Linked DNA regions of Homo sapiens: region 1 is linked to region 2. The links are chromatin contacts, found by Hi-C in ENCODE. All regions are on one chromosome and are shown on one strand. The core of a region is the stretch at or near the end of the contact, and the rest is flanking DNA. Distances in the headings are between cores, read along the strand shown.

The links. Hi-C counts contacts between places; a loop is a spot of excess contacts on that map. Pooled maps may share reads with other maps.
Region 1: a map with no recorded cell type shows a loop between it and region 2 (9-fold over the local background). The contact joins the promoter of LINC02650 here to the enhancer-like site in region 2. A Hi-C loop is called at or near these places in 1 of 168 maps with a recorded cell type or tissue (GM12878), 28 of 37 single-sample maps with no recorded cell type and 4 of 50 pooled maps.

The regions. Positions count from the first base shown.
Region 1 is chr10:83,674,267-83,679,311 of GRCh38, forward strand. LINC02650 (long intergenic non-protein coding RNA 2650) reads right to left here and starts at 2,823. Exons shown (of 5, transcript NR_134317.1): 1 at 2,764-2,823; 2 at 2,316-2,408; 3 at 1,084-1,179.
Region 2 is chr10:83,536,422-83,541,489 of GRCh38, forward strand. All of the region lies in intron 1 of LOC105378394 (a long non-coding RNA gene), which reads right to left. Among named protein-coding and RNA genes, the nearest start is that of LINC02650, 140 kb to the right of the region's middle. Within about 2 kb of position 3,715, at least 6 of the 41 ENCODE cell types and tissues checked have a DNase peak (open chromatin) inside an H3K27ac peak, as active enhancers do; they include GM12878, where a contact is called at or near this core.

The sequences.
Region 1 (5,045 bases), core at 1,573-4,072, 140 kb after region 2:
TCCAATTCAATTCATAATTTAATAATTTTCCCATTCTCTGTCTATTTATGTACTTTGCTCATTTTCTCCCCTTTAAGAATGTGTAAGAATATTCTTTATACAATGCGTTCAATCTGAAAAAGCTTTGTTGGTTTGTTTTTTCTGTTTCCAGTGCTTGTAAAATGGAAACTAAGGATAAGTGTCTTGGCTAAGTTTACACAGCTATCCAGAAACATGTTAAAGCTTTCTTTGCTGTCAGTCTCAAATATTTCTTTACTTATGACCATAACACTTTATCTTTTCTTGTTTCTTTCTGTTTTTTTTTTTTTTTTTTTTTTTTTTTTTTTTGAGACAGTCTGGCTCTGTCACCCAGGCTGGAGTGCAGTGGCGTAATCATGGCTCACTGCAGCCTCAACCTTTCTGGTTCAAGCAATCTTTCCACCTCAGCCTCCCAAGAAGCTGGGACTACAGTCGCATGCCACCAGGCCCAGCTAATTTTTGTATTTTTTGTAGAGCCAGGAGTATGCCTTGTTGCCCAGGCTGATCTCAAACTTCTGGGTTCAAGCAATCCATCCACCTCAGCCTCCTAAAGTGTTGGGATTACAGGCTTGAGCTACCACGCCCAGCCCATTTTCTTTCAATATAGTTAACACTTGTGGGCCATGACCTTCATATTATTGGTAGCATGACAGCACTGTTTTTTCTTCAATACCTACATAAACTCATAAAAATCTTTAGTATTCGCTTCTTCAAACTTCTAAAATTTTAAAAGAGGAGCTCACACAATTTCACTGGTGGGACATTATGGCAACTAGTTTCAACACTTACAAGGGAGAGATTTTATTGTGATGCCTCATAAAATAATTACTATCCTAATTTTAAAAAGCATAAAAGTATATTTTCAACAACTACTGACACATGAATGAACGACATCACATCATTAGCACATCCTTCTCAATTTACATATTCTTTGAAAATCTCATTTACTGAGGTTATTTATGTCTTCATTTACCATTCACTACCTTGATTAGCCTAGGTTAATCAAAATTGCTTTAAGGAAATTGATTAGTTAAAAGTCTTTCTGACGTAATCTGTCAAGCATACCTGATTCAGTCCTACTGTGTGTACTGAACTTAGGCTTTCTTGTGCTCGTCTTCTTCACAGATACCCCCATGAGACTCCGAATATGCCTGAGGCAGACTGAAGTGTAGGTTAACAGATTTTTTATTTGCTTAAGGGTATAATGGATTTCATGAATACTTAACGACTGAATGAGTTTAGGCCAATGGCTGAAAACAAAGGCTAAGACCATTGTACTGGACTATAGTATTTAAGCTACTTTCCTCATCACACCCGCTTCTAAGGAATCTACCAGTCCTTCAGCCCGTAGATGGCCTTTCTTTTACTATGTAACCCATGTCCTTCACTTTTTATAGCTATTTGAACCAAAGATGAGCACTTCATGTAAAAGTAGTAAAATAAAGCCTGGATGGTGATTTTTGACTTGACATGAAGAAGTAAGTATGGTTAATCACAGTTTTCTTCCAGAAATTTGAAGTAAAAAATTTTGAAAGAATTAGTTCACATGTAGGGAGATCAACAAACATATGAAAATACAAGACTGACACCTTGCCCTCTTCCATATGAATATGTTTATTATTTAGTGTAATCGTAAAAAATATACTTTGAATTCAGGAATAAACCTCAAAATACAAGAACACGCTATCTAATACTATCCCCCCAAATAAATAGTGTCTTGAGCCCCTTTCCTATATATTTCTGATTCCCTAATCAGAAATATAATACATAACAATCCTTATAGATATAATAATTATAATTATAAGTCACAACTTCTATTTTTCTACCAATGATTAGGCCATTTATAACTTTCTTTTTCATTGGAATAACAGTGTACTTTTTATTCTGAAAGCCCAGTTCATCTGATGGATGGACCCCTTCTATAGCAAACATTTCAGGTAAACATATTTTATTTTTATTTTCATGCTAAAATTTTTTTTGTTTACTTTTTTTAGTACAAAGATCATGAGTAAGGGCCCAAGAAATAAACAGAGTTTCTGATTCCTAGATCAATTTTAGTTTTAGCCCACATGTTTCCTTAAAATCAACATCCTCTTTTGGGAAAAAAATGCAGATGACTTCTTTCTCACAACCAAAGAATGAAACTAAAACATGTCCTAGTAAACTGAGAAATCCTTATTATCCTTAACATTGACAGGAGTGTATGGAATTCTCTTGCTTTTGGGAGACCCTCACCCGACCTGGCTGAGGATCAGAAGGGTGTGGATGATAAAGTACTATGGCGCAGGTGTACTTACGTAATCTTCCTACCAAATTCCCTATGTATTCCTAAAAACATATAGCAGCGCTTTCTAAACACTGGTTCATGGAGTCCATCTGTAATGATTTTCCTAGAAATGAGAAAAAAAATTCTGTAGTTAATTTTATATAAAAAAATTTATTAAATTTAAAAATATGTTCTTCATGTAAATATCTCCTCCTTTCTATATTCTGGAGTTTGAATATTCTTTCTTTTGTGAAAAGATAATATTAAATAGTGTTTCTTTCTCAAGATCTCATCTTGGCCTGGTAAAATACTGGCCACCATATGTTAATCCAAATGTACATTTTAAATTTTACTAAAAAATTCAGCATAGAGACTACTGAAGTAGAATCAAGACTTGCTGGAAAAATAACCATGTGCTGAACCAGGAAGCCATACAGAAGCCACAGGTAAGGCCAAGAAAGAATGATCATGGGCCTTACAATGAGCTTTGGTGTAGCCAAGGGTGTCATGGTTGCTCAGGAGCCAAAGGGTCACCTTAGGAGCTCACAAACAGGAGGAGGAATCTGGGGGCCAGAGTTTCAGTGATTTTGCTAAAAGGGTAGTTACCAAACAATACTGTTTATTACCATGACTACAGCCTCATTCCATGTGAGTATCTCCTGGTCTGTGAAGCCCAAGAAAGGTGGATTTTTTTTTAAAACCCAAAGAAATTGGACACTAGACTTAATGAGATACATGGAATCCTGTGAACATTCCCTCTTCTGTGCACTTGTATATGTGGTTTCATTTTTCCACCTAGGCCTATGGTTTCTAATCCCGGGTGCATATTAGAAACACCTAGGAGTTTTATATAACCACCCAAAGAGCACTGTGATGAGTCTGGAGGACTTGACCTTCTCCACGGTGTGCCCTTGTATAAGCCACTTCATTCCAGTTTCTTATTACAAAATAAAGTCACTGGAATAAATGATCTCAAAGCTTCCTTTTAGCTCAGATGTTCTACAATTCTGTTCTCTTCCACACATCTATTTTTTCCCCAAGAAGGAAGTGCCATGTCTTGATTCCAAGATGGAAAAATGACATTAATTTTTAATATATTTTCCTTCATTTAAATTTTGATTTTTTTAAAAAAAAATTTTCATTTTTTTTTAAATGAAACAACTCAAGTGCCTGGTTTTTATCTTAAAAGCAGAGATGGCAAAGAATTAGAGTACCTTATTGCTTCTTTTGCTGGGGATGCATGGCCATAGTTCACTGAAGGACAGCAAGTTCTCTTTGTTGACACACCCAAAGGACTTGCTGGAATTACAGAAATTGCTAGAAAGCTGTTCACAGAGAAATGTCTCATCAGAAGCACTCTGCTACAAAACCGCTTGAGGAGGTCGTTGGAGGCAGCTGCTGGCCACCAGGAGTTGCTGGCTGCTGTGCACTGCAGAACCTGGACACCAGAGAAAGTGCAGGCCCTGCTGGGGAAGTCCTGTGTGTGACAGGAGCTCGACCTAGAGAAACCACATAATTCAGCAGGAGTCTGCACAAGGAGCACACTGGAAGCAGGAAGCAAAACTCTTTCCTTTCTTCTGAAATTTCTCTCAAGCACTCGCTACTATCAAAATTTAGCATTGTGTTTGCTAGTAGAGAAAAAATATTTAAAGGCCCCAGATCCACTTTCATAGAACAAGCTAAAAGAGTGAATTAGAAGCTGAGATGCCATAAACTGATAACAGCATAAGCTCCTCGAGGGAGACAGCATGTCTGACTATTCCTATGTTCTTCTGCCTGGGGAACAAAGGGATTGCAGAATGTTTGTGGAAATTGCTGTTACTGTACACATCAATTGTTCTGTGTGTGTTGTCCCCAAAGCCCCCACTGTGGGAAACAGGCCCAAGCAGCATCTGGGTTTTCCCCTGATTTCCAACCTGTACTCCGTCTTCCTCTCATGTTCTTGTCTTACCACTGGAACTGGACTCCAGCTGTGGGTCTCTCACCTTGGAATAGTTTTCTCCAGACACTTCCTTAGTATTCTTTGATTCCACAGACTCTAAAATAGAGAGAAATTCACTAAACCATGTTTACTTTAGGTAAAATGGAACGCATCATCATATCCAGTGTGGATGGACACAGAGCAGGTGCTGACTAAGGAAGTTAGGCAAAGCATTATAGTCTCCAGGCTGCAGTTCCACTGGGCCAATGTTATTTGCAAACACTGTGGGGCTCTGCAAATCTGAGGAAGAATTAAGTCCCCAGACACCTGAGAAAACTCTGGAGGGGCCCACAGAGCCAATGAAGACAAATGTGCAATGGGTTTAGATATTTTTTCTTTAAATTCTTGTTTATGACTTTAATTTTTACATAAACTCATTATCAAGATAACGAGGAAGGATAAAAATGACATGGACAGAGAATGGAAGGGAAAAAGCTGAAACATTGAGAAGCTAGAGTTTCAAAGTTAGAAGCAATAGCTGACATCAAACAGAACTGAAAATAACTGAGTGTATTTCCTTATTGCTTCTTATGAAAGATATCCTGCTTTCCATATTAGTTGTTCAGTCACCTTCCTTAAACAGGCATAGAAAAGTATCATCAGTGCCACAGTCCCTTGTTTCATAAGGATAGGGAAAACAGGGCCTAGTATTTTGGCAATTTGACTTTAGAGCACGGAGAAGCACAGACATGGTAAACGGAAGCAGTGTATACTGAATGCGTTTTTTAATTCCTCTGCTAGAACTCCATATTGTCACCTGCATATTGCAGATGATGTTCT
Region 2 (5,068 bases), core at 2,465-4,964:
TTGTGAGTCCAGGCATCAAGAGGCACTTTTCTTTCTCAGAGCCCTGCTGCTGTCATCTGAACAAGCTCAAATTAATCTTTTAGGCAATGAAAGATCATGGGAAGGAGAGCCTAGTTTTCTCAACCTTCCTAAGAGTGGCCATCCTAGACTAAATTGCTCACAGTTGGCTCACAGCTGACCGTAGATGCCTGATTCTTTCAGAGACCAGAACTATGCAGCAGACCAATAGACTAGTAAGCAGTAATAAATGCTTATTCATTTACGTCATCGAGTTCTAGCCTGGCTTACTGTGCAGCAATCACCAGCAAATACCTATGAGAACAAAATTTACAGTCTTTCAGTTTTGTCGTAAAGAATAAATGGGCTAAAGGACTTAAAGGAGCATTGAAAACTGAAAAGTACTAAAAATATAAGAATTGATCAGACATATGTCTATTTTACAATTTTCCCTGGGCCAAAAAAAGTTATAAGGAAAATAATCATAAAATGTTAGGGCTATATTTGAGATCTACTATTGATCAATAACACATGGATTTTATATCTTAGGCAAAATCTCATTGAATAGTGATAGCTTCCTGAGTGCTGAGCTATGAAAGATTGTTCAGTTACATCTACATTCAGGAGAAAAAATGAACTAGTAATGCTTGCATTAGGCATAGAATATACAACTTGCTTCTGTTCTGATGTTGTCCAATCTTCTCATTTTGGGATTAGAAACTCAGATTTTGAGAGAGATGATGTTTTTAAAAAGTCATTCAGAAAATTAGTGGCAGATGCGAGTTTTTAACCAATGTGTTTTGAGTAAACTAATTGAAAGTTTACCGTATCCATGGGTAGTTTTAAAACATTGAAGTCCAGGCAATGGTTCCTATCTAATACTTTTTGAAAATAATTAATTCTTGAATATTAGAAATATTATTGCTAAGAAACTTGAAGTTTTGTCAAGCAATCAACCAGCTCCCCTATCCCCTCCCACCTCCATGGTTTAAGCCTATTATAGAAAAAAGGATAAGCAGAGATATGAAAGAACAGCTCACCTACAACCCCCAAGTAGTGTGTGTTGAGACTATCGTCCATTTCTGAGGACAATTGGTCCAACATTTATCATGATCAATACATTTGTTAACAAGCAGAAGCCCATTCTTACCTCTGACAGATTTATTTGTAGAAGATGCTGTGTCACCCCAATGTCCTGGCTGCTGGTCAATTCAAGTTTTCATCCCATAACTAGTAGAGCCCAAGGCAATCAGTAAAGAGGACTCTTAGAAAATCATTGACTTTGGGCACAGGAGGAAAGCAAGGAGAGGCCTAAAGGAAAATTGAGCCTGAAAAGTCAAACGGATTTTAGCTGAGCAAGTTTTAAATTTGGAGAGAGATATCAATTTATAGGCAATCTTTGTGGTGTCCTCAAAAAATATGCCACAGAAATTGGCCAAGTTTGGGTTAAAAAAAAAAAGAAAAAAATCCCTGTGATAGTCAGGCTCCGGGGTGATAGTGATTAACAGAATACATTATGGTATTCAACAAATTGGACCCCAGATCATATCATCTCATCTCCTCTGAGTATGAATAACTTTTCACATAAAAGGCAACCAGAGGAAACCATAAACAGGGATTCATCTAAGGTCTCTTCATCTCAGAGAATAGCAAGATGTCCTACCAGGAGTCCCAATTTGGATGGGAGGAACCCTGAAGTAAAACATTTAAGGATATTATTCTCAGCTGCCTGTTTAATCATAGGTGAGAAAGAACAGGCCTTCTTGCCTTGTCATATAGTCTTACAGTGGGATAGCCTCATTCATCAAAGTTATAGATTTCAGATATGAAGACATCAAAGACAATTTGCAGGCCTCTTGGCAGAAGCCATTCATATATTCCATCTAGTCTGCCAACAGGTAACAGATGTGTCCAGTGTCTAGTCCTGGCACATACTCTTGTTCTTGCATGGGATCTGGCAGATGTCATGTACTTCTTCAAAGTGATGAAGTGGAAACACTGTTGACTTGAGATCAAACAGACATGGATTTAATTCTAGCTCTGACATAAACTATATGACTTTGCTCAAGTATATTAACCTCTTGGAACTTCATCATTTGCACAATGTGAAAAATACTTCATAAGGCTGCTTTGAATGTCAATAAGTTAATGTAAGTAATGCAAGTCAGCAGTGAATATGCATACAAAAAATCTAACTTATATTGTGTGGTCAATAATGTCAGTGCTCTTCCATCTAAAAGGCCAAAAAGCATGCCCCTTCCATCATTTCTTTCACTGATTGATAGAATGAAATATATCCAATATTTAACTAATAACAAAACAGCTGTCTCTATTTCAAACATTCATACTTTCATTTGAACATGGGAGGTTCTGAATTTTCATCTTTCTGAATCCCTTATTAACTATAAAATCAGTTGAGTGGAGTTTCACCTTAAACTCTGATTGGATAAACATCTAGACCTCAATCATGTTATATGTGGCCAGTGTGCTTGTTGTTGTTATAAGTTAGAGTTGTTAATTTATGAAAACACTGCATATGTTTTGGGACTAAATCAGAAATCATTTTTCAGTATCCAGAGCAGTCAAGTAATAGCATAAAGAGATGGTTTACAGAAATAAAAGAAAGAAAATTGTTTCAATTAGCTACCTCCTGTATGCTTTTCTAAATAAATACCAAGATTCACCCTATCATATAGTTTCACATTATGATAGTCTCATTCTTCATTTATAGATATTATATATGAAGATACCAAAAAGAATATGCAGGATCCTCAGTAGAAGCTGTTGGTGTGTTGTTACTCATAGGTACACTATGGTAGAAGAACACCCACGTCCAGCTGAAGGGCCATTGGGCTAACATCCTGGCACACCCTGGCCCAGGTGCAACCCAGAATCTTTGCATCCCTTCCACCCAGCTTGTCTAATTCCTGTCCCTATCCTTAACTCAATAGGAGCCCAGGATATAGCTGCTCCCTTTTGATAACCATGAACCATTGACATTTCTTTCTTCTTAACTTCCCATTGTTGTAATATTTTCAGAGATAAGTAAGGGTGATCTTGACCACAAAAATCAGGCTAGATTTAAGATTCATTGATTCCTCTTCATCTTGAAATTTTTGGGGTCTCAATGAGTAAATCAATTAGCAAATCAATTAGCTGATCTAGATTAATTTACTTTTCTGAGCCTCAGTTTCCCCAAATGTAAAGACAGTGAAAAGACTAAACTCTTTGGTGTTGAACCAGTTCTGAGGTCTTTTATGATTCATCACAGCTTCCAGCTGTGGGCAGCTGGGGGCAGGCATAGAAGAGCCATTCTATGATGTTTTCCTCTTGGCATAAGCTACTCAGTCACATATTAAGAAATCTCTGCTACCAAATTTTCCAAACCCAGATAGGCTTCCCTTTGGTACCTTAGTACCTCTCTTTCAGTCTCCACTCTGAAATTCTGGGTTTTGATCATACTTCTATTTTCACATAGATTGTCGCACATTCTTTTTGCCCAAGCTCTTTACTCCGGGTTGTTACAAGCTGTTCTGAAAGCTCTGAGTACACTTTTCAGAAACAGCTGTTCTGAGTCAAGGTTGTTTCTGTTCCACAGCAGTGATTTAGCTCAGACTAACTTTTCTCCCCACAATTATGAGCTCATTGCAGTCATCCTGTGGGACCTGTATCTGGCAGGGGAAAGTCTGTTGGAAGAGCAAGAAGAGGATATGGAACAAGCCTGCAGCCCTGGATGACAGGTCTCCCCAGAGATCCCTCCCCCAGCTGGAGCCAGCCAAGCCTAGCCTTTCTGCTGACAGTCATTCCTGCTTCCTGCTTCACCCATGTGGCTCCTGACATGCTGTTTGAAAAGATCTGTAAGGTAGCTGTGTGGCCTCATTTCTGTAAGGATCTCCAGGGAAGCCAGCTTTCTTGGTAACTGCATAATTTATGTCATTCACCTGCTTAAAGGCTCTCAGAGGCTCCCTATCACTGAAAGAATAATATGTAAACCTTTTAAATGACTCCCAAGGCCAGCTTTCTCAACTGTAAAATGCGGTTCAAAACACCTAATTTGTGGGGTGGTTCTGAAAAGTAAATAATTAAATATGCCTAGGTTTCTGTGTAGTAAATAGGGTACAAAACAATTATCAGTTTTCTTCCCCTTCCTGATCTGGTCCTTATCTATGTTATAGGATTATCTCTTATTACTCTCATTCTTCATTTCAGTTATCCAGTCTACTTTCATTCTTCAAGTATTCTTTAATATTTTTATTCAGATTGTATGTGCCTGTTCATATACAATCTTTCTTGAAACTTATGCTTCCCTTTTCTTTTCAGAAAAAACAGCTCATACCACAGCACTCATTTTCACTCTCTTTCAAAGTATAGGTAGTCCCTCTCTTCTTTTCCTCCAGTGTTCCACTGCCCTGGTACAGTTCTGTGACCGTGTTTGGTATTTTGTCATTAATGTAATGATAATAATAGCTATCATTCCTAACATGCTTATTATATACCCAAGACTGCATTTTCCCTTTACAAACATTAGCTTTACTTTTCAAAGCCAGCCTACAATTGTTGATATTTAGCCTCCAATTTAGATGAGAAAAATGACACTGAAAGGGGATGATGTTGCCCAAATATACAGCCTAGTTTGACATGTGCCATGTTGACTAGACAGTACTTCTTAAATAACTATATAAGAGACCTGGCCCTCAGCAAATAACTGCTAAGAGATGAATGACTCAGAAAAGTCTCCCCTTTGATTCTTGATTCTTTTCTCACCAGCATCATGAGCTTCTCTTTTCCTTAAAGGACACATCTGTTCAACCCAGTCGTGTTTCAGTATGTACCATCAAAGAATTGCAGAGGAATGCAATAGATCATTCAAATAAAACTTTTGTTTGTATTACAGACATTGAAACAGACTTGGAGTCATTCAAACCTTTCCTGAGGTCAAAAGTGAAGCAGTGAGGGAACTGGAATTCCAATGACATTCACTTTATTCTCAAGCTGGTGTTCTTTGCACAGCTCTGTTTAGCAGGTTGGGGAAATGACTGGCTGGTTTTCAAATCTATAAAAGCTGGAGCAC